Linked DNA regions of Homo sapiens: regions 2, 3 and 4 are each linked to region 1. The links are chromatin loops, found by intact Hi-C in ENCODE. Cell type or tissue: CD4-positive, alpha-beta T cell. All regions are shown on one strand. Region 1 has its middle 73 kb from the start of EIF1AY. Region 2 has its middle 310 kb from the start of KDM5D. Region 3 overlaps TTTY10 (testis expressed transcript, Y-linked 10). Region 4 has its middle 73 kb from the start of KDM5D-DT.

The links. A loop is a pair of places that touch in the nucleus more often than their neighbours do. Peaks named below come from ENCODE experiments on the same cell type or tissue, not always from the same donor. Only the 100,000 strongest peaks of a DNase experiment are listed, where the experiment ranks them.
Region 2: it touches region 1 in a loop (12-fold over the local background); 2 of 110 quality-filtered maps call a loop at or near these places.
Region 3: a loop joins it to region 1, with 9 times the contacts of the local background. A loop is called at or near these places in 5 of 110 quality-filtered maps.
Region 4: it touches region 1 in a loop (18-fold over the local background); 2 of 110 quality-filtered maps call a loop at or near these places.

Annotation. Positions count from the first base shown.
Region 1 is chrY:20,646,341-20,651,340 of GRCh38, reverse strand. No RefSeq gene overlaps it. Among named protein-coding and RNA genes, the nearest start is that of EIF1AY, 73 kb to the right of the region's middle. In CD4-positive, alpha-beta T cell, no CTCF peak of the experiment used is centred here; a DNase peak (open chromatin) is centred at 2,870.
Region 2 is chrY:19,430,194-19,435,193 of GRCh38, reverse strand. No RefSeq gene overlaps it. Among named protein-coding and RNA genes, the nearest start is that of KDM5D, 310 kb to the left of the region's middle. In CD4-positive, alpha-beta T cell, a CTCF peak has its summit at 1,947 (motif pointing left); a DNase peak (open chromatin) is centred at 1,943.
Region 3 is chrY:20,558,402-20,563,401 of GRCh38, reverse strand. The region is part of intron 1 of TTTY10 (testis expressed transcript, Y-linked 10); the gene reads left to right. Among named protein-coding and RNA genes, the nearest start is that of TTTY10, 15 kb to the left of the region's middle. In CD4-positive, alpha-beta T cell, a CTCF peak has its summit at 4,524 (motif pointing left); a DNase peak (open chromatin) is centred at 4,511.
Region 4 is chrY:19,815,400-19,820,399 of GRCh38, reverse strand. No RefSeq gene overlaps it. Among named protein-coding and RNA genes, the nearest start is that of KDM5D-DT, 73 kb to the right of the region's middle. In CD4-positive, alpha-beta T cell, no CTCF peak of the experiment used is centred here; no DNase peak of the experiment used is centred here.

The sequences.
Region 1 (5,000 bases):
TTACAGGGGAGTAACATGCAGGTTCCTAACACTATTATTATTCCTATTACAAGAGTTTTAAATCCTCCTAGAGCTGGAAACCATTTTCCAAACAGGAATCTAGGATCAAACCTATGCCAAACCTGCATGGGCACATGTGCCAGTTTAGTCATGTCTCTATATTTTCAACTACTTGTCCTTGATCATCTATTTGCAGACAGCAATTAGGCAAGTTGAATTTTCCACAGATGACTCCTTTGGCTGCGAGCAAATAGTCTAAGGACAATCTATTTTGATAGATGACATTTCTCATGTGGGTTTCCTGCCAGGATAAAAGAGTCAAAGCTCTGCCAATTTCATTAGTGGTTATTTCTAAGATGGCCTGTAATCATATGATCTGGCTGAGCATGTAGATGAGGGTTTGGTATCCCGATGAGCTGTCCTGTGCCTATGTGGCAGGCCTATACTACTGTATGATCCTTTGGCAGGGGGGCCACTCATCATCTTTCCAATTTCCTATAGCTATGCTTCTCTTTTCCCAGGAGGGACAGACAGGGAAACCTAGGAGCTCACCTGTTTTTATGGGCAGTAAAAAAAAAAAAAAAAAAAAAAAAAAAAGGATGGCTTAACGGTGCCAATGACACAACTACCTGCACATTGATCAGGTAACTGAGTATAGGCTCTGTACCTACACATATCCAGTATAGTCCAGTGGGAACCGTACAGTCTCAGTGAGATTCTGGAGGGGCCTAAGCAGTCTGTAATTTAGCAAATTTACTGATGGGATTCTTTTCAGTATGGTTTACATCCCACCAGGAGACCGTCCCTGTTGTGCTATTATACAGCGTCTGTCCTAGACAATTGAGCCTTCCTACAGGGATGGCGAAGTCTTTTCCTTCTCTAGCTATTCAGTATTGTCCAATAATTGAGGTTTTCAAAACCCGGAAGTTGCTAGTTTGGGTTTTCTGGACTGGAATTATGTTAGGAACTGGATCAGTAGGCACCAATTCTCAGGCTTCCCAAGGCCATTGGTCTCCCACAGTGGTTCCCCAACATACACAACAAGAAGTAACATTGAAGAAATGAGCTACATTTTCTGCTAACTGGGGAAATAAGTTGTCTTTTTCAGAAGCTCTGGTGCTGGCAGATTCAGCTCATCATAAAAGGTCTGAAACACTGGTTTGGGACAGCACCTGTGGACGTACCCTTGGACTAAAATATTTCCTTGGGGATCCAGTCCAGTTCCATTGATTCCTAGAGTTACATACTCTCCTGTTTTCCAACAGAGATCGAGGGGATTGGCAATTAGTAGTTCTAATGGGTTACAGTGAGCACTAGTACAGGAAGAGTTACTCTTTCCTTTTTGAAGGTGAACAGTGTCCTTCTCATCTTTTTTCCAGGTGGCCTAAATGACACAGGACCAGTAACTACATTCATCACTACACAGTCCTAATTCATGACAAACATGCTTATTTTCTACTATATAACCTCTTTCCCAATCTAGAGAGCCACATCTTATTCTATTTCCATACAAGTCACTGTTGATTGCCGCGCAGGCATCAAATTTTAAGATAATTTGTTTGGGAATTCTTTTTCTTCTGTTCTAGTTATTACTGTACTCATATCAGCATTTCCCCAGTTGCCAGTCCTCAATCTTACTTCAAAAACTGTATTCATAGGGGGCTCAGATGGGTTATAGCACACATCAGGCTGGTCACTTCCTGGGCTACATAACTTTCATAGAGTGGAATTATATAGACAAGTTCTTCTCTAGAGTTCCAGTACATTCATAATAACTATAGAACAGAAAGACTGTTTTAACCTTTTGCCCTACCTCAGTAACTTGATGTATACACTGGGAAAAGTCCTCAGTCCGAGGAAGATCAGTTGAAGTCCTTACTGTACAAGTCCAAATTTTAAGGAAAATGAGGCCCATGATGAGTTTCCTCATGCTTCAGCCATGCATGGACCAGTCAGCTTCCACATATGACTGGAGCAGGGCTTGTCATCTTCTTCAGAGTCACTTTGCAGGGATTATCTGGGCTTGGTCTCACCTTCCAGGTGACAGGTGCTGCAGGTTTTATGCAGCTGTGGTGGATCCAGGCTGTATGGCTGTGGGAGTGGTCAGGATGTTGGTCTGGGGTCCTTTCCACTGTGGCCACAAGGGGGCTATGTTCCAATCCTTGATCCACACCTGATCACCTGGGGAGAAAGGGTGAACTGGGGAGAATAAGCTGATGGGGCACCTCCCATTTACCCAGGCTGAAATTGTGTGTAATTTTCCCTAAAGCCTGTAGCTGTCACTGTAACTCAATTTCACCTAGCTCTCGAGGAGTGCCTGGGAGTCCCCATAGTATGGGAAGGAGGCTATGATATAATATTTCATAAGGGGAATATCCTATTCTTTTAGAAGGGGTACATCTAATTGTAAACAATACCATAGGGAGAGCTTGTACCCACTTTAATCTTGTTTCTTGACACGCTTTCCCTAAACTATTTTTGATAGTGCGATTCATCCGCTCCACCTTTCCAGAACTTTGTGGTCGGTAGGTGCAGTTTCCATGTGATCCCCAATGGCTTTGCTGTCTTCTATACCAAGTCAGCCACAAACACTGGGCCATTGTCTGAGCTGATTCATAAGGGCAGTCCAAACCTAGTGATGAGATCTCGGGGAAGCATGCGGGTTACTTCACAAGCTTTCTCAGTCCGTGTTGGATAGGCCTCCACCCACCCAGAGTATGTACACACTAGAACTAGCAAATACTTGTTGCCTCCATGTTTGGGCATCTCGGTGAAGTCTACTTGGAGATCTTCAAAGGGGGCTGCTCCATAAGACTGTATGCCAGGAGGGGCTGTTGGACCTTGCCTAGCATTGTGTTGCCAGCAGGTGACACACTGCTGCACCACTGTTTTCGCAAGGGCTGACAGGTGCAAGATGTAGAAGTACCAGCCTAACAACTTTTCAAATGACATTTGTCCTAGGTGGATGGTCTCATGCACAGCCAGTATGACTGCGGCTCCTAGCATTTGCGGCATGGCTATTCTTCTGCCCAATAACCAAATCCCTCCCTCTTCTATCACTTGCCCTCCTTCTGCCTGAAGAAAGTCCTTCTCTTCTTTAGAATAAGTAGGTACAATGTCAGGTGCCTGAGGGAGCAGGGGGGCTGTGACTGATGCCCAGTAGGGGGTGGATACTGATTTTCAAGCCTCTGAGTCAGCTTGGGAGTTCCCCAGGGAAATCGAGGTGGAAGCTCACTGGTGTCCTCTGCAATGCATGACTGCCACCTTTCGGGGTCTCCACACTGCCTCTAATAATTGCAGGATCTCTTGCTGATCTTTTATGTATTTTCCCCCAGTGTTCAACAGGCCTTTTTCCTTGTATAATGCCCCATGTACTTGGAGAGTTAAAAAGGCATGCCCAGAGTCAGTGTAAATGTTTACAATCTTACCATCAGTTAGCTCTAAGGCCTGAATTAAAGCAGTAAGTTCGGTCATCTGGGCTGAAGTGCCCTGGGGCAACGATTTGGCTTCAATGACAGCATTTCAATGTGCGGGTTACCACTGCATATCCCGCACACCTCTCTCCTTGTGGGATGATGAAGCTGCTCCCATCCATGCACAGCTCCTAGTCTACTGTTGTCCAAAGATGGTCTCAGAGGTCAGGTCTGCTAGAATAAACTGAGTCCAACGCCTCTACACAGTCATGTTCAACTGGGCTCTGATACTGGAAACAAGGTAGCAGGGTTCAGGGTGTTGCAAACTTCAGTGGTTATGCAGGGATTCTCACAGAGCGAGATTTGGTATCTAGTTAGTCTAGCATTCATTAGCAAATGATGTTTTTTGGTATTCATTAAAGTGACCACAGCATGGGGGGCCTTTATGTTTAGATTTTGCCCAAGAGTTAGCTTATCCACTTCTTTTGCTAGCAGGGCTGTTGCTGCCAAGGCCCTCAAATATGGGGCCAACCCTTAGAAACCCCCTTTAGTTGTTTAGAGAGTTAGGCCATCAGCCTTGGCCAGGGCCCCATACTCTGGGTCAAAACTCCAACTGCCATTTATTCTCCCTCTGACACATATAGTGTAAAAGGTTTTGTCTGGTCAGGTAGCCCCAGGGCTGGGGCTGACATGAGGTTTTCTTTTAACTAATGAGAAGCTCATTGCTGTTGGGATCCCCATTTGAAATGTTCCTTTTCACCCCGCTTTGTGACTCCATACACGGGGTTAGCCAATACTGCAAAGTTTGGGATCCACAACCTGCAGAATTCTACTGCTCCTAAGAATTCTCTCACCTGCATTCTGGTCTTAGGCTCCAGCAGGTTGCAAATGACTTGCTTTCTTTCTGGCTGTGCTCCCCTTGTCAGATAGTAAATCCCAGCTGACGTACCTGCTGTCTGGAGAGCTGAGCTTTCTTCTTGGATACCTTATGCCCACAGTTCTCCAGGTGTTGGAGAAGGGTATATTCCCTTGGTGCACCAGACTGCCATGGGTTGTCCCAGCAGGCGGTCATCGACATACTGGAGCAGCACGCAGCCTAGGTCTCTGGAAGGAAACTTCTGGGGGTCTTGAGCCAGTGCCTCCCCAAAGATGGTGGGGGAGTACTTGAACCCTTGGGGGAGCCGTGTCCAAGTGTACTGAGTGATGACACCTGACCCTGGATCCTCCCCCTGAAAGGCAAACAGTTTTGGGCCCTCAGGGGCTAGTCTGATGCTAAAGAAAGCATCTTTCAGGTCCAAGGAGGTGAATAAGTTGTCCTCAGCTGGCAGGAATTCTAACAATGTGTACAGGTTAGGTACCATTGGATGCAAAGTCACTGTAGCTTGGTTGACCAAGTGCAAATCCTGTACTGGCCTGTAGTACTTGGTCCCTGGCTTGGGAACAAGTAGGAGGGGAGTGTTCCATGGAGACTGACAAGGGACTATAATTCCAAAGGCCTTTAGGCACTTGAGATAGACCTGGATGCCCTCAAGATCTTCTCTGGAGACTGGGTACTACTTTTGCCTGGCCAACTGGGCCGCAGGCTCA
Region 2 (5,000 bases), 1.2 Mb after region 1:
AAAAGTGCTATATTTGGATGTGAGTATACCATTTTTCCAGGTACAGCCTGTCACGGCTTCCCTTGGCTAGGAAAGTGAAATCCCCCAACCCTTTGTGCTTCCTGGGTGAGATGACATCCCACCATGATTTGGCTCACCCTCTGTGGGCTGCACCCACTGTCCAACCAGTCCCAATGAGATGAACGAAGTACTCTCAGTTGGAAAGACAGAAATCACCTGTCTTTTGCATCAATCTCACTGGGAGCTGCAGACTGGAGTTGTTCCTGTTCAGCCATCTTGGAAGCAACCATGGATTTGATTCTGTTGCCATGATACTAGCTGGTTATTTTGCAGACTTGTTTATGTGATTGCGTTATAGTTTCACTGGCTTGTATACTTCCGTGTGTTTTTGTTGTGGCTGGTAGTGTTTTTTTTCTTTCCATATTTAGTGATTCCTTCAGGAGCTGTTGTAAGGCAGGTCTGGTGGTAACAATTTCTGCTACCATTTACTTATCTTAAATGGGTCTCATTTCTCCTTCACTTTTGAAGCTTCTGTTGGGTGGATTTGAAATTTTGGACTGGAGTTTCTTTTTTTAAATAATGTTGAATATTGGCCCTTAATCTCTAATGGGTTGTAGAGTTTATGCTGAGAGGTCTGCTGTTAGTCTGATGAACTTCCCTTTGTAGGTGACCTGGTTTTCCTTTCTGAGTGACCCTCACTTTTTTTAATTTTTCTTTCACCTCGGAGAACTTTTGACTATGTGTCTTGAGGATAATCTCCTTATGAAGTATTTTATTGGGGTTCTCTGCATTTCCCAAATTTGAGTCTTGGCTTCTCTAGCTAGGTTGGAAAAGTTCTCCTGGATGATTTCAAGCAATATGTTTTCCAACTTGGTGCAATTTTTCCTGTCTTTTTCTTGTGGAACTTTCCTTTAACAAAAAGCAGCCTCAAGCCATTTCTTCTTTAACAGAAAGCAGCCTGAAAAATATGCAAACTAGAAGCTTTTATATCTAAATGCAGGTGTACCTGGAAGCCAGGTACATTCAATATGGTGATTCCCACTTTTTTTTCTTGTCACCATGTTTACTGGTGTCATGGCACTATCCAGTTAAAACCATGTGTGCTGTTATCATGACAACCTCCAGGTAGGTGCCACATTTACATAGTAAAAGACTGGGGTGGGATAGCCAGTTATTTTGTTGGCTATATGAACGGCACCCCTGATCAATCCAATCTCCTGGAGCCTTTGTAAATTAGACACCACCTCCCAAAGCCTCTCTACAAAATCAGTTGCATGCCACCGCAATTTGGAGACCGTCTTGTGGTCGACTTGCTTTGTCAGCATGAGGAAGCCTTTTCTCTCTCTTCTTTTCTATTAAACTTTCCACTCCTAAATGCACTCCTTCCGTGTGTCTGTGTCCTGAAGTCTTTTTCAACCATGACTAAGAACCAGGGTATATATACTCCAGATGATGGAGCCATTTCATTTTTGGTGTTCTCACCTGGGATCAGGATCAGAACAAGAACTAGAAACATCAGAGTGGTGAGTTTGGAGTGAACCTCGTCTGTCGTTAATCTCAAGGCTCTCTTCTAAGCAGTTTTCTTTCACAGAAGTCCTCATCATTGCCTGAGCCTGGGAAGAGTCCTGGGGTAACTAAGAATTTCTGGCCAGGGCACATTCTGGTGTGATTCAAAGGCTTCTGGACTGAACCCAGACTCTGACAGCCAGTCTGGATGTTTGTAATGCATCTCCAGCTATCTTGTTGCAAAATTTTACTTCCTTTTCTATCCTCAGTCACTCTGGCTTATATTCTCTCTGTTTGTGCAATGTGAAGGGAGTTTAACAGTTCAGGGAAACAGTTCTGTTAAGAGGTATTAGCAAACACATATTATTCAATAAGTGCCTCGCTGTCTCTATCGGTTCCCTGATGATCCCATTGTATTTCTGAGCCAACATCTCCACCTAGTGGACAAACAAATCCTCTTCATCAGGCACTTTGAAGTTTCCTAATTCTCTCCTTTTGCACTGCTAGAAATCAGGCTCTAAGCCCCTTCCGGGAAAAGGAAGCCTTCAACAATTAGGAGTTAAACGTCCTCTATAGTCAAATTTTAGTCCTAATAATGTCCCAACAGCAGGAAAGACATCTGTTCTTTTAAGACATCTGTTCTGTCTTCAATTAGAATTGTACTTAATTAGTAAGTGGATTTTAATGGTCTAGAAGTTAAACAGAACCACTTTTCTAATGGTAAATGTTTTAGCACAGACTGTAATAGGAGGCAATCTAGCACATTGCCTCCATTAAAGAAGCTTCTACCAAAGACATCGTAGTTTCTTTGAACACTCATTTTTCAGAGAGCCAGGCAAATCACACAGGAGGATAAGCTAAGCTTGCATGCGTAACTTGTGGTTAATCCCATCTCTTAGTTTATCCCATTCCATGGCTTGGAGAACCATGCTCACAACTGTGAGCAGCACATTTAACCCAGTGCTGGGACTCAAAACTCAAGGAGAGAAAATAGTTGGGGGAACACTCCCACTTCCTTCCCATCCATCTTGGGTCACAATAAAAGAAGTGGGGAATAATTGTCACCTCTTATGCCAGATGGGTAACAGACCATTTTTAGCTTGCACCGCTCTGACATGCACTCTGAAACACTGGAACTTTTTTAACCTCAGCAATTTGAAAAGAAAAGCCCTCATTTTCTTTTGCTCAAGGCCATGGCATTTTTACTAAACCTTTGCAAGCTTGTAAGATCAACCCAGCTTTCTTAACAGGCATATCAGGCAGGCATATAGAGAATAATTCACCAGAATTAGAAGCAATTTCCATGGAATCATCTGAGTATTTTCCTTATTTGGGGCCACCTCAAATTCCCTTTTGATTGCAGGACCTTAGGCAAATAAAGGACAACTAAGGCCAATTTTTTGACAACACTAGTAGGCATGCAGAAGCTTTGCAGAATTTAACTCAGATGTTTCACCTCACATGGAAGGATGTTATGCTGCTCTTAAACCAAACCCTAACCACAGCTAAAAAAGAGGCAGCTCTATAGGCAGAAGAGAATTTCAGAGATGAGAAATGTATCTCCTATATTACACCTAGAAAGTAGAAAGCAGATAGGGAGAGCAAATAAATAGGAGAAACACCATTCTCAATAGGAAGGGAAAGTAAGGGAAGCAGTTTTTTTGATAGCCCTGATACCTTAGTAGCTCTACAGATAAATGGAGAAGAAGCACTTTTTAATATGTATTTTAGAGGGCCTATGAAAACCTAAGGCCAAACCTCTCAATTATTCTAAACTGTCTATGATAGACCAAAAGCCAAATGAGAATCCTGAAGCCTTCATGGAAAGGCTGAGAAAGACACTCATAGAGTACCTCTCCTTATCCCCTGATTCAGTCAAGGAACCGTTCATTCTAAAGAATAAGTTTATTACACAGGCAGCTCCAAATATTAGAAGGAAATGACAGAAGCAAGCTACAGGACCAGGAGGCAACTTAGAGAACCCCCTGAAGGTGGCCACTTTGGTCTTTTATAATAGCTAGAAAGAGGAGGCCCAAATGAAAGAGAGAAAGCTCAGGGGAAAGACAAATATTCTAGTGTCTGCTTTGCAGAGTTGCAAAGTGCTAGATCCCTGAGATGTATCCACTAGGTGCTCTCAGTTTGGCAAACCAGGGTATTTTAAGAAGGAGTGGCCAAATAGCAAGAAGCCAGCTCGACCATGTCCAGCCTGTGGTGAAGGCAACTGGAGACCAAAATTCTTCCAGGGGAGGAGGGCAGTGGGTTAAAAATCAGTCTCACAGATGGTCCAGCAGGACCGATGGGTCCTGGGGTTCAAATTCCTGGCTCCAGTGCCTCAAACTGCCAGTATAATACAGGAAGCCCCAGATGATTCTGGAAGTTGAAGGAAGGAAAGTAGACCTCCTTCTAAACACTAGAGCCAGTCTCTAATTTTGTAGTTTCTAATCCAGGCCTCCCCTCTTCTCATAGCATAACCACAGAGGGCATCTCAGGGAAAACTTTAGTTCAATATTTTTCTCAAGCTCATCGTTGCAGTTAGGAGGACATGTTTTTTCCACATGCTTCCAAACCATTGTCACTATGACTCTGCTAGTCGAAAAAAACAAAACAAAACAAAAAACCCCTCCAAATTAACCCAAAGAGATAATAACTTAACTGTTTACAACCCCACATAATGTAGCAGGATTACTGTTCTCTACAGAGAGCTCTTAGCTAATAAACAGCAGGTAAAGCAAGAAGTACATAAGGCAGGATAAGCCACAGCCATGCTAAATAATGTCACTCCCCAGATAAGCACTCAATTAGCTGAACTAATAGCTCTTACAAGAGCATCTAAATTAAGCAAGGGAAAGGTAGTTAACATTTACACTAATTCCAGGTATCTTTATCAGTTCTCCATGCTCATCCTACCATTTGAAAGGAAGGGGATTTTTTTTTTTTTTAACATTGATAAATCTCCCATAAAATATCACCAGAAAAATAACAGGTTATTATTCTTAGTTTTTATTTCACAATAAATAGCAGGAATGCATCATTAGGAACATCAAAAGGGAATAAAGTAGCCAAAGGAAATAGGTTAGCAGATCAGTCAGCTAAGTAAGCAGCAAGGAAGATTCAAGGCATTAACAAGTTCCAAATTATTCTGATCAAGAAGGCTCCATAAGAGAAATTAAACCTTAGTATTTTCCTGCAGGAATAGAATGGGCCACTTCTGAGGATATAGTTTTCAGCCCTCAGAATGGCTACAGTTAGACGATGGCAAACTCCATCTGCCAGCCTCCTGCCAATGGAAAGTCCTGAAAATCCTTCACTAAGCCTTTCACTTAGGAAAGAATAAAATTGATCAATGTGCTAAGAGATTGTTTCCAGGCAGACAACCTCTAAATTGGTTAAGTGTGTAAGCTCTCTAGATCACTTCCAGTAGGAATTAAAACAAGCAGAAGCCCGACCATGGGAAATACAACCACCTTTACTTAATCCAGGAAGTTTAGTATTAG
Region 3 (5,000 bases), 88 kb after region 1:
CAGGATAACCACACTACTTCAGTCTATGGCTGAGATAGTCTTGACTTGAAATACAAAGTTTTGTTTTGTTTATAGCAAAGGCTGATAAGTCTAAGCTAGCTGCACATGTCATGGAATAAACTGCCTTCTGGTGGGTACCAGTATTAACGGGACCACTCTCACGTTGAAGGTAAGAATACCTGCAGCTAATTTACAGACTTCATTCAAGATTCACAGTGGGGTCTAGTATAGAGTGTTATCTGCAGAGACACTACTAGATAATATCTCTGTGTGCCACAAAATTGCCCAAACTTTAATAAATTTACTCACTGTGTACCATTGTGAGTACGCATGGTGACAGAACTGCAAGACTATCCAGGTACATCTCATAGCCATTTTCAAAAATGACAGTAACTATGTGACTGTAGCAGAGGGGTCTGGAGCCATAATAGCATCATCCCAACAGAAACTGTTGTGGCATAAAGAAAGGCTAGCTTGTTCTGATGGCACAGATGGGCATTTCCCTTTGGGTCCTTATGTGAGCACTATTAAGCTAGGATCACGGTGGAGAAAGAATTTGCAGTCAAGTTATAGAATGATATTTGGGTTTACTGCCAAGACAAAGGTAGGGATACAGAAAAATCTTTTTGCCTACGCTCTAGTTCATGTGACCCTTTCTTGACCTATGGTTTCAGTCACAGTGTCAAGAACATATAAGGCTGTAGCTGAGCCAAAGTAGCCATTCGGATTACAATAAATTGGAATAAATAGAATAAATTAGAATGAATAATCTGCCACACGGGTATATGTCTGCACTCCCAATATCTCCGTTTTTAGGCCTTGGGCTCCACCAGAGTTTCACAACCACCTACTTGAATCCCAAGACTCCCACAGAGCAAGAAAGATACTTCTTTGTATGGATGGGTACAGAATCATTGTCGTCAGGGGATATAAATGGGTGACCACTTTTTCCACCATATTGCTGAGGTCACCCTGTATTTTATATTCTGTGAACAGTTATCATGTTATTGCACAATATACACAAACATTTACTGAGTTAAACACAAGTTTACTCACTATGTACCATGTCTGACACATCACCAATTTGTGTGTCTGTGTGTGTGTGTGTGTGTTTGTGTGTAGTAGTTAGAAGCAAAAGAAAAAGTGAAACCCTATGGAATCCACATGGCCCTCGCAACTGTTGAGTTATAACTGTATTACTGTGATTGGTAGTGTGCCAAGCAACAGTCCAAAGAAATGAGAGCTCTAGATACTCTGTTGTAAATGCTGAACTCTCCACTTGTAAATAAAAGAGCATAGTTATTTTTTCAATATTATTTATCGTTATTTAAAATTGATTTTCATAAATAATGTTACCTCTGCAAGGTCAGAGTAGTGTATAAAAATGCCTAGATGTCCATAAGTCCACTTCAGGGGCTGAGGCCTCATGGAGAACCTTTACAAGGTCAGTGTAGAGAGGACATACGGGGTTGGAGTCCCAACACAGAGTCCCCACTGAGGCACTGCTTAGTGGCGCTATGAGAAGGCCACTGCCCTCCAAGCACCAAAATGTTAGATGCACTGACAGCTTAATCTATGCATCTGAAAAAGCTTCAGGCACTCAATGTTTGCCCATGAAAGCAGTTGTGGGGGCTGTGGCCTCTAGATCCACAGAGGTGGAGCTACTCAAGGCCTTGAGAGCCCATCTCTTACATCAGTGTGGCCTAGATATGAGATATGGAGTCAAAAAATTATTTTGGAACTTTGAAATTTAATAATTGCTTTGCTAGCTTTAGAACTTGCATGGGGCTTTTATACCTTTGTTTGGGCTAATTTATTTCTTTGAGAACAAATGTATTTACCCAACTCCTGTACCCTCATTGTATCTTTTCTTTTTTTTTTTTCTTTTTTTTTTTTTTTTTGAGAGTGAGCCTGGGAGTCTCACTCTCGGGCTGGAGTGCAGTGGCACGATCTCGGCTTGTTGCAACCTCTGCCTCCCAGGTTCAAGCGATTCTTCTGCCTCAGCCTCCTGAGTAGCTGGGACTACAGACGTGTGCCACTGTGCCCAGCTAATTTTTGTATTTTTAGTAGAGATGGGTTTCACCATGTTGGTTAGCCAGGATAGTCTCGATTTCTTGACCTCATGATCCCCCTGCCTTGGCCTCCCAAAGTGCTGGGATTACAAGTATGAGCCACCACGGCCAGCCCCTGTATCCCCATTGTATCCTATCAGTATATAATTTTTTTTTTACAAGCTCATAGGCAGATATAACTTGTCTTTTCTCAAATGAAACTTTTGACTGTGGACCTTTTAAATTAATGCCAAAAAGAGTTAACACTAGAAAGACTCTTGGAAATAGATAACAACTGTATTTTGCCATGTGAAATTTGGAAGGGGTCAGGGGTAGTATAATATGGTCTGGATTTATGTTTCTGCCAAAATATAATGTCAAATTGTAATAAAGAATATAAGAGAAGGGGCCTTTTAACAGGTAATGTGATAATGGGAGCACATACATCCCTTTGCTCTTTTTGTGATAGTGAGTTCTCAAAATGAAAATAGTTAGCTGGCCTTAGTTATATAGAAAGAAAAGGGTCCCCAGAGATCCTCCAGAGCAGGGAATGTCAGTGCCTCATTTCCATAAAACATAAAAGGAGCCTGGAGCTGGGTGTGGTGGCTCAGGCCTGTAATCCCCACACTTTGGGAAGCTGAGGAGGGCAGATCACGGGGTCAGGATATCAAAATCATCCTGGCTAACATGGTGAAACCTTGTCTCTACTAAAAATACAAAAATTAGCTGGGCGTGTTGTCGCCTGCCTGTAATCCCAGCTACTCGGGAAGCTGAGGCAGGAGAATTGCTTGAACCAGGGAGTCGGAGATTTTAGTGAGCCGAGAATCACGCCGCTGCACTCCAGCCTGGACACAGAGCGAGACTCCCATCTCACAAAAAAAAAAAAAAAAAAAAAAAAGCAGCCTGGAAAAAACAAATCAAGCTGAAGGCACAGATAAGAAAACTAGCACAGGGTGCTGTGCCTGGAGACATGTTTGTGGCTGGCACACACAAAAAAAAACAGAACCTCTGGCCCATTTGGATAAGAACTTATGCAAACCTTAGGCTCACTAAGGTAAGTGAAGAAGGCATGGCATAAAAATCCTATTTTTGTGGAGTCAGCATGATCAGGACATTTTTTTTTTCTCTTTTTGTGGACATGGGCATGATGGTTCCAGCAGGTTCCACTGGGTAGTTTTATTTTCTTTTGTGGACAGCAATTCTGGCCTCTGTGAATTATCACTTTAGACCCTGATTGGCACTGGGCCAAGCTCTCCAGTTGGCTTCAGACCAGGGTCCCAGGCCAAGCTGTTATCCAAGACTAAGCACATTCCTTATCCTTTCCAGTCTATAAAAATCCTAGAACTGGCCTCATAGTGGGAAACCAATTCAGGCCTCAGCCACTGCTCACAAAAAGTTTTCTCTTTTTGCTTATTAAACTTCTGCTTCTACGTTATCCTTTTGCCTGCACTCCTTTATTGTCTTGGATTAAAAAAAAAACTCTGACGATTATCTCAAACAATGAAAGACTGCTAAATCTTGGTGCATTGGTGAGACTGCAACATATTTTGGTACATTGATCGAGAATAAAAGAATTCATCAGAAAGTTGAATAAAAGCATATTTTTAACTTTAACCCTTTACTTTCATTTCTGAGGCTTCTTGTCTATTCCAATCCAGTTTCCTTTCACAGAGGGCCTAGCCATGATGTGGGATTGAAAGGAGGTTCTAGGCCAACTGAAGATTTCCAGCTGGGGCTATATCTTGGTGTTACCTGAGGGTCTTTGGACTAACATCTAGCTCCCAACAGCCCATCAGGGTGTCAGCAAAAAAACTTCTAGTCTTTTCTCGTCACATATTCTTTTTTTTCTTGTGGATATCTTGTCTCTAATCCCTATTTTGTATTCAGTGTTGTGAGTGTTTTTGCAAGCTAGGGATATAATCCTGCTGGGTAGAGTTAGTCAGTGTCTTAATAATTACAAATGTAATTCAAAAAAATTGTTATTTTTGTGGTTTCCTAGAAACAAAGGGATTCAAATTTCCATCTAAATTCTTACCTTATAAGGACCCTTCTATCCCTTAATAATAGACACTCATGGCACCATGTGGGATAATAGTTCTTCCTGAGTGAATATTCTTCTATTTGTATTGTTTTTTATTCTGTATAAGAGTCCAGCACAATCCAATGAATCTAAAGATTCTATATGAGATAAATTAATTTTCTTATTCTGGGGAGGATGCTTCCAGCACAATCCAATGAATCTAGTTTCTATATGAGATAAATTAATTTTCTTATTCTGAGGAGGATGCTTCCAGCATAGTCCAATGAATCTAAAGTTTCTATATGAGATAAATTAATTTTCTTATTCTGGGGAGCATGCTATGGGAAAGCCTATTAAACCCCAAACCTCTCTTTCAAACTTTTTCCTGAAAAGAATTTGAAGTCAGAGTTTTATCTCACATATCTAACCCTACATCACCACCTAGTGGAGTGAAATTTTTCTCCATGTGGAGTCTTGTCAGCACTCTACCACAAACGACTAGTTTCCCAATTCCTTTTTCCTTTTACTTTTTTTTTCTTTTTTTCTTTTTTCCGAGATGGAATTTCACTTTTGTTGCCCAGGCTGGGTGCAGTGGCATAATCTTGGCTCAGTGCAACCTCCATCTCCCAGGTGTAAGTGATTTTCCTGCCTCAGCCTCCTGAGTAGCTGGGATTACAGGCATGTGCCACCTCACCTGGCTAATTTTGTTTGTATTTTTAGTAGAGATGGGGTTTCTCCATGCTGTTCAGGCTAGTCTTGAACTCTGGACCTCTGGTGATCCACCAGCCTCGGCCTCCCAAAGTGCTGGGATTACAGGCATGAGCCATCATGCCCAGCCCCTTTTACTTTTGTCTATCGGTAATCAGGCCCATCTCCTATTTGTAGACAAGAAAACTCTACTTTCAACAGCCGAGAGAAAGCCATCCTGA
Region 4 (5,000 bases), 830 kb after region 1:
GCGGTCAAGTGTCTTTTGGTTGTTTCCTGGGGCCTCCATCCAAGGGAAATGCAGGTCAGCAATCTCTCAATGCAACCAGCCCTGGAAGGATATTTTGTGTTGTAGGACCAAGCCAGGGATTCTCTGTCTGATAATTAGCAATATGGGGTGTGTGAGACTTATGGGAGATGGACTGGTCGCTTCTCCTTGAGTCAACAGCAGTTTGTTGGAGGTGTAGATAAGGCACTTAGGGTCTTTTCTCCTTTGTTAGTTTCAGGGTGGCAAGGGCAGTTTCACTGCACAGGCTGTGGCAGGAAGGCTTTTAGTTACTTCTTGAGGCTCCTGTCCAGGGATTTGCCAAGTTGCTACTGGGTGATAGCTCTGAAGGGTGTGACTCTGTAGAGACTCTACTTAGCTCTGAAGGCCCAGGTCTGGAGGACCTGCTAATGGGACGTACAGGACTGGGCTATTACATAATAGTTTGGCTACTTTTATACAGGGTTGCTGCAATATGTTGTAGCTCACTCCAGCCTCTAGTCATGTCAGACTGTTCTCTTGAACAGTGATACCTTGAGGTACCACTAGAGAAGGTTGAAAAACAGCAAAGATGGCAGCCTTTTTTCTGTCTCCGGGAACTTAATCCCAGGGAGGTATAGGTCTATTGCTGACACGAAGGCTCCTGTACGACGTGACTGGATACCTTGGTTGAGAAATCCCGGTCAGTGAATAAAAATGGGGTTAGAGACCCACTTTAAAAAGCTATCTCCCCGCTTTGATAATGTAACTGTGCTGTGCTAAAGGGTTTGCTTCAGCCCTGGTTGCCTCAGATGCTTCAGAGCTTGAAGTCTGAAACAGTTAAATCACCTAAACAACTAAATTTGTGGCCCACCACTCTCTCTTATAGCACCATTTCAGGGAGATTACAAATATCTGTTGGCTGGAGAACACCACCGTGGATGGCTGGAGGGCCCGATTGGGCCTCGCTCAACCAAGAGAAATGTGATCAGGGATCCGCTTTAAAAAGCAGCCTGGGCACATTTTGCTAGAGCAGCTGTGCTGTGCTGAGGGACCCCCTTCATCTCTAGTAGGCTCAGAATGATCAAAACCTAAAGGCTGGATTGGCTAAGTAACCCCAAGAACAAAGATGGTAGCCCAACTCTCACTCGGGGGGTGCTGTCCCAGGGGAAAGTCAAGACTTTCTTGGCTGAAGAACTTGCATAAGGGAGGCTAGAGGTCCCACTTGGGAGATCCCAATCAGTGAGAAGGAACAGGATGAGGACCTGCTTAAAGCAGCAGTCTGTCAACATTTTGGGAGGGCAACTGTGCTGCACTGGGGGATTCATACCCCACCCCCCAGTTGGCTCAGAGTCTCCACAGCCTGATACCTAAAGTTGCTAAGGTGTGCAACCAACAAAGATGGTTGGGACTTTCCCTTTGAGATTTCCTTCTTAAGGAGGTGCAATGACACTAACAGTTGACACAGGGGATAAAAAGAAATTATTTAGGCAGGTAGTGAGGATAAAAGAGTTCTCAGCAAGGCTTCCCTTCTAGCAAAAAGCAGCCCAATAAATTATCTGCTATAACAAGGAGGAGCCTAACAAATAGAGCTGCAAACATAGATTAAAAAGCTTGAAGCTTACATGGGTGAATGCCAGCAGCTGTGCCAATAGAAAAGGGCTGCCTGGGCAGCAGACATGACCACCAAGAAGTCCCCATTATCTTTTATCTTTTTACCATGTATACAGTAAAGAAACAGGCAACATGGCACTAACCAGGCAGAAAACCTATCTGCATAGTAAAAGATTAGAGTAGAGGTGGCCAGCTTTTTGCACCCTCTGCAAGTGGCACTCCTAGACCTAACCAGTTTCCTATGCCATATGCAAATGGTTCATCCAATCTTTTGTTCCCTATGTCAATCAGACACTTAATCCTTAAGCTTATCTATAAAAACCACTGCATTTCACCATGGAAACAGCAACCCATTTTTTCAGGCCCTCTCTGTGCAGCAGAGAGCTCTTCTCTTTCTTTTGCCTATTAAAGTCCACTCTGAAGCTCACTCTTTTTGTGTTTGAATTATAGTTTTTCATGACCATGAGACAATGAACCTCATGTATCACTGCCAGACAGTGAGGTCACTTCACAGTGACTGGCTGGAATTCCACGTCAGTGTGGCTTATCTTTTGAGGTGCTTTGGAAGTGGGGCTTGCAGGTTGTCATAGTTCAGACCCTTGCATTCAACCTCTTTCACAGGGTTATGTACAGGGATCTAGCATCCCACTTTTTTTTTTTTTTTTTTTTTTTTTTTGAGACTGAGTCTTGCTGTGTCTCCAGGATGGAGTGCAGTGTCTGGATCTTGGCTCACTGCCATCTCCACCTCCCATGTTCAAGAAATTCTCCCTCCTCAGCCTCCCAAGTAGCTGGTGTGGGATATGATAAGGTTTCTCTTCAAATAACTTGATCAATCTTTTATTCTTTAACTCATAGTACCCCTAGTACCTCCCCTCTTTTTTTTTCCTTTTTCTCCTTTTTTCCTTTTTGCCTTTGTTAGATGCCCAGGCACACCACAGTACCAGGCGTTATCAGTACCAGCTTACATTCCTTTCCTTATTTGGAAAGAGGACTAACTTTCTAGCTCATTACAGACACCCCTTCCCCTTTCGTTTCTGCTTTCTTTTATGTGCCCCCTTTATAAAAAAAAAAAAAATCAAATATGTAGCCAACCAGGGTTAGTTTAGATTGTATGAACAGACCCCAGCCAATCGGGAAAGGGTACAGAGGCAGGACTTGCATCAGGAATAAAGGCTCTCTTGTGCCCCTTTGTTCAGGTGTGCTCTCAAGGCGACTGGCCAAGGAGGCACACCCCTCTGCACAGAAGTAAAATTGCTTTGCTAAGAATCGTTTTTTCAAGTGTTCCATTTCCTTAGGATTTTGACTGTTATTCCTAACACTTCTGGCACCCAACTTTGGGGCTCCAATATTCTCCTTAGGTACGGGGGCCTTCGGTTACCCTTCCCAAGGGAGACGCATCCTACTGTCTCGTTAGGGTGGCCCTAGGGTGAAGGAGATCAGGCCCACCTGTGGTAATGAATAAATCTGGATTCGCAGCAAAGCGGGGAGGAGAGGCTTGCAATACCGTGGCAATAAGAGGACCAGGCAATTATTGTGCATGGAATAAGGTAGGAGACTTCACGAAGGTGACAAAGTATTTCCTGGGTGGTCAGGATGAGATGGAGGCTGAGAATGTGTGAATGGGAGTAAGCATCGTGGTTGTGTGGAGTGAATGAGTCTTCTTTTCAGTCTCATGTTGCCATCTATCGACTAGAGGCAGGAAAACACAAAGTAGACAAAGAGGAAGGGGGAGGGTAGAAACCTCTGACAGGTGGGGTTGGAGCTTTTCCCTAAAGCCTCAGTAAGCCTCCAGGAAGGGTGAGGGTAGACATCTCTAAGAGGAGGGGTTGTCCCCCAATAACCCATAAGACGGGGAAAGTTTCAAATAATACAGGAAAACCAAAGAGTCTAGAGAGTGATGAAATTCCTTCAGATAGCCCCTTGGGGCTTATGCTAAAGTATTGGAAAGATAATGAGAGAACCAAGTATAAAGAAAAACAGCAGACAATAAAATATGTTGTTTGATTTGGGTTCGACAACCCATCCTTAAACCCTGAATTTTCTGGCCAAAATTTGGGTCTAATGAAGAACAGATTTGTCAGCTGTTAATCAAACGTGTTAATGATAAGAACCCTGTCTCCCACGAACAAATCGATTACACCCTCTGCTGGCAGCAGGGACCAGTTCTCCTTTAACCTTTAGACTCTGGAGGGAGAAAGTCAGAAGCCAACTCTTTTAAAAGGGAAACAGTTCCCATAGCTAGACAACCCACAACTACTAACTAACATGTGGGATCCTTTAAATCATCTTCCTTCATTCAGCGCCCCCTAACCCGCCAGTCTGGTTCGCGTTTCAGGTCCCTCCCGTTTCCCTCACTCTTCCAGCTGCCCCCCTATTCCGCCCCTCTGGTACCCGTCTCAGGTTCCTCCCCTGCTTGTGTCACTCTTCCGGTTGCCTGTGATTCCGCCCTTCCAGTTCCCATCTTACGTTCCTCCCCTGTTTGCATCACTCTTTCGGCTGCCTCCTATCCTGTCCCTCCAGCTGCAGTTTTGGGTCACTCTCCAGCCATCTCAGGCCATGTTCCAGCCTGTGCCCTCCCTCCAGCTGTGGTTTCCGATTATTCCCCAGCCATTTCAGGCCACGCCCCAGCCTAGGCCATCCCTCTGGCTGTGGTTTGGGGTTACTCCCCAGCTGTTTCAGGCAGGCCCCAGCCTGTTCTATTACCCCAGCTGCTGCCGTGGATCCCTCCTCCACTTGTGGTGCTTCTGCTCATATTGCTCCCCCTCCTTATATTCCCAACTTTGCAGAATTACCGTCTTGTGAGCCTGCCCCTTCTTAACCTATTAAGTATCCCTATTTAAAGGGGCTTCAACATGAAATAGAGCAATGTAAAAAAGATATCCAAAACTTTCCCTTTCCCTTCACACCCAAAGAGCCAGATCCAACTTTCTTTCCTTTAAGAGAGGTACCACAGGGTGGAGGGGCTATTGGCTTTGTAAACCCTCCCTTGATTACTTCAGAGGTCTGGAATTTAAAAAAGAAGTTTAAGCCATTACTGGATGATCCTTATGGAGTAGCAGATCAAATTGATCAATTTTTAGGGCCTCAGATATACACTTGGACTGAGTTGATGTCCATCTTCAGCATTCTCTTTTCAGGAGAAGAATGAAGTATGATTCAGCGGGCTGCTATGGAGGTTTGGGAACATGAGCCCCATCCTGGTCAAAATGTTCCTCCTGCAGGCCATAAATTTCCAGCCCGAGGACCCCCAGTGGGACAATAACAATGCAAATCACCAGGAAAACATGCAAGATCTAAGAGAGATGATAATAAAAGGAATTTCAGAGTCAGTACCCCGAAATCAAAATATTTCCAAAGCATTTGATATTCAACAGGAAAAAGATGAGGGACCT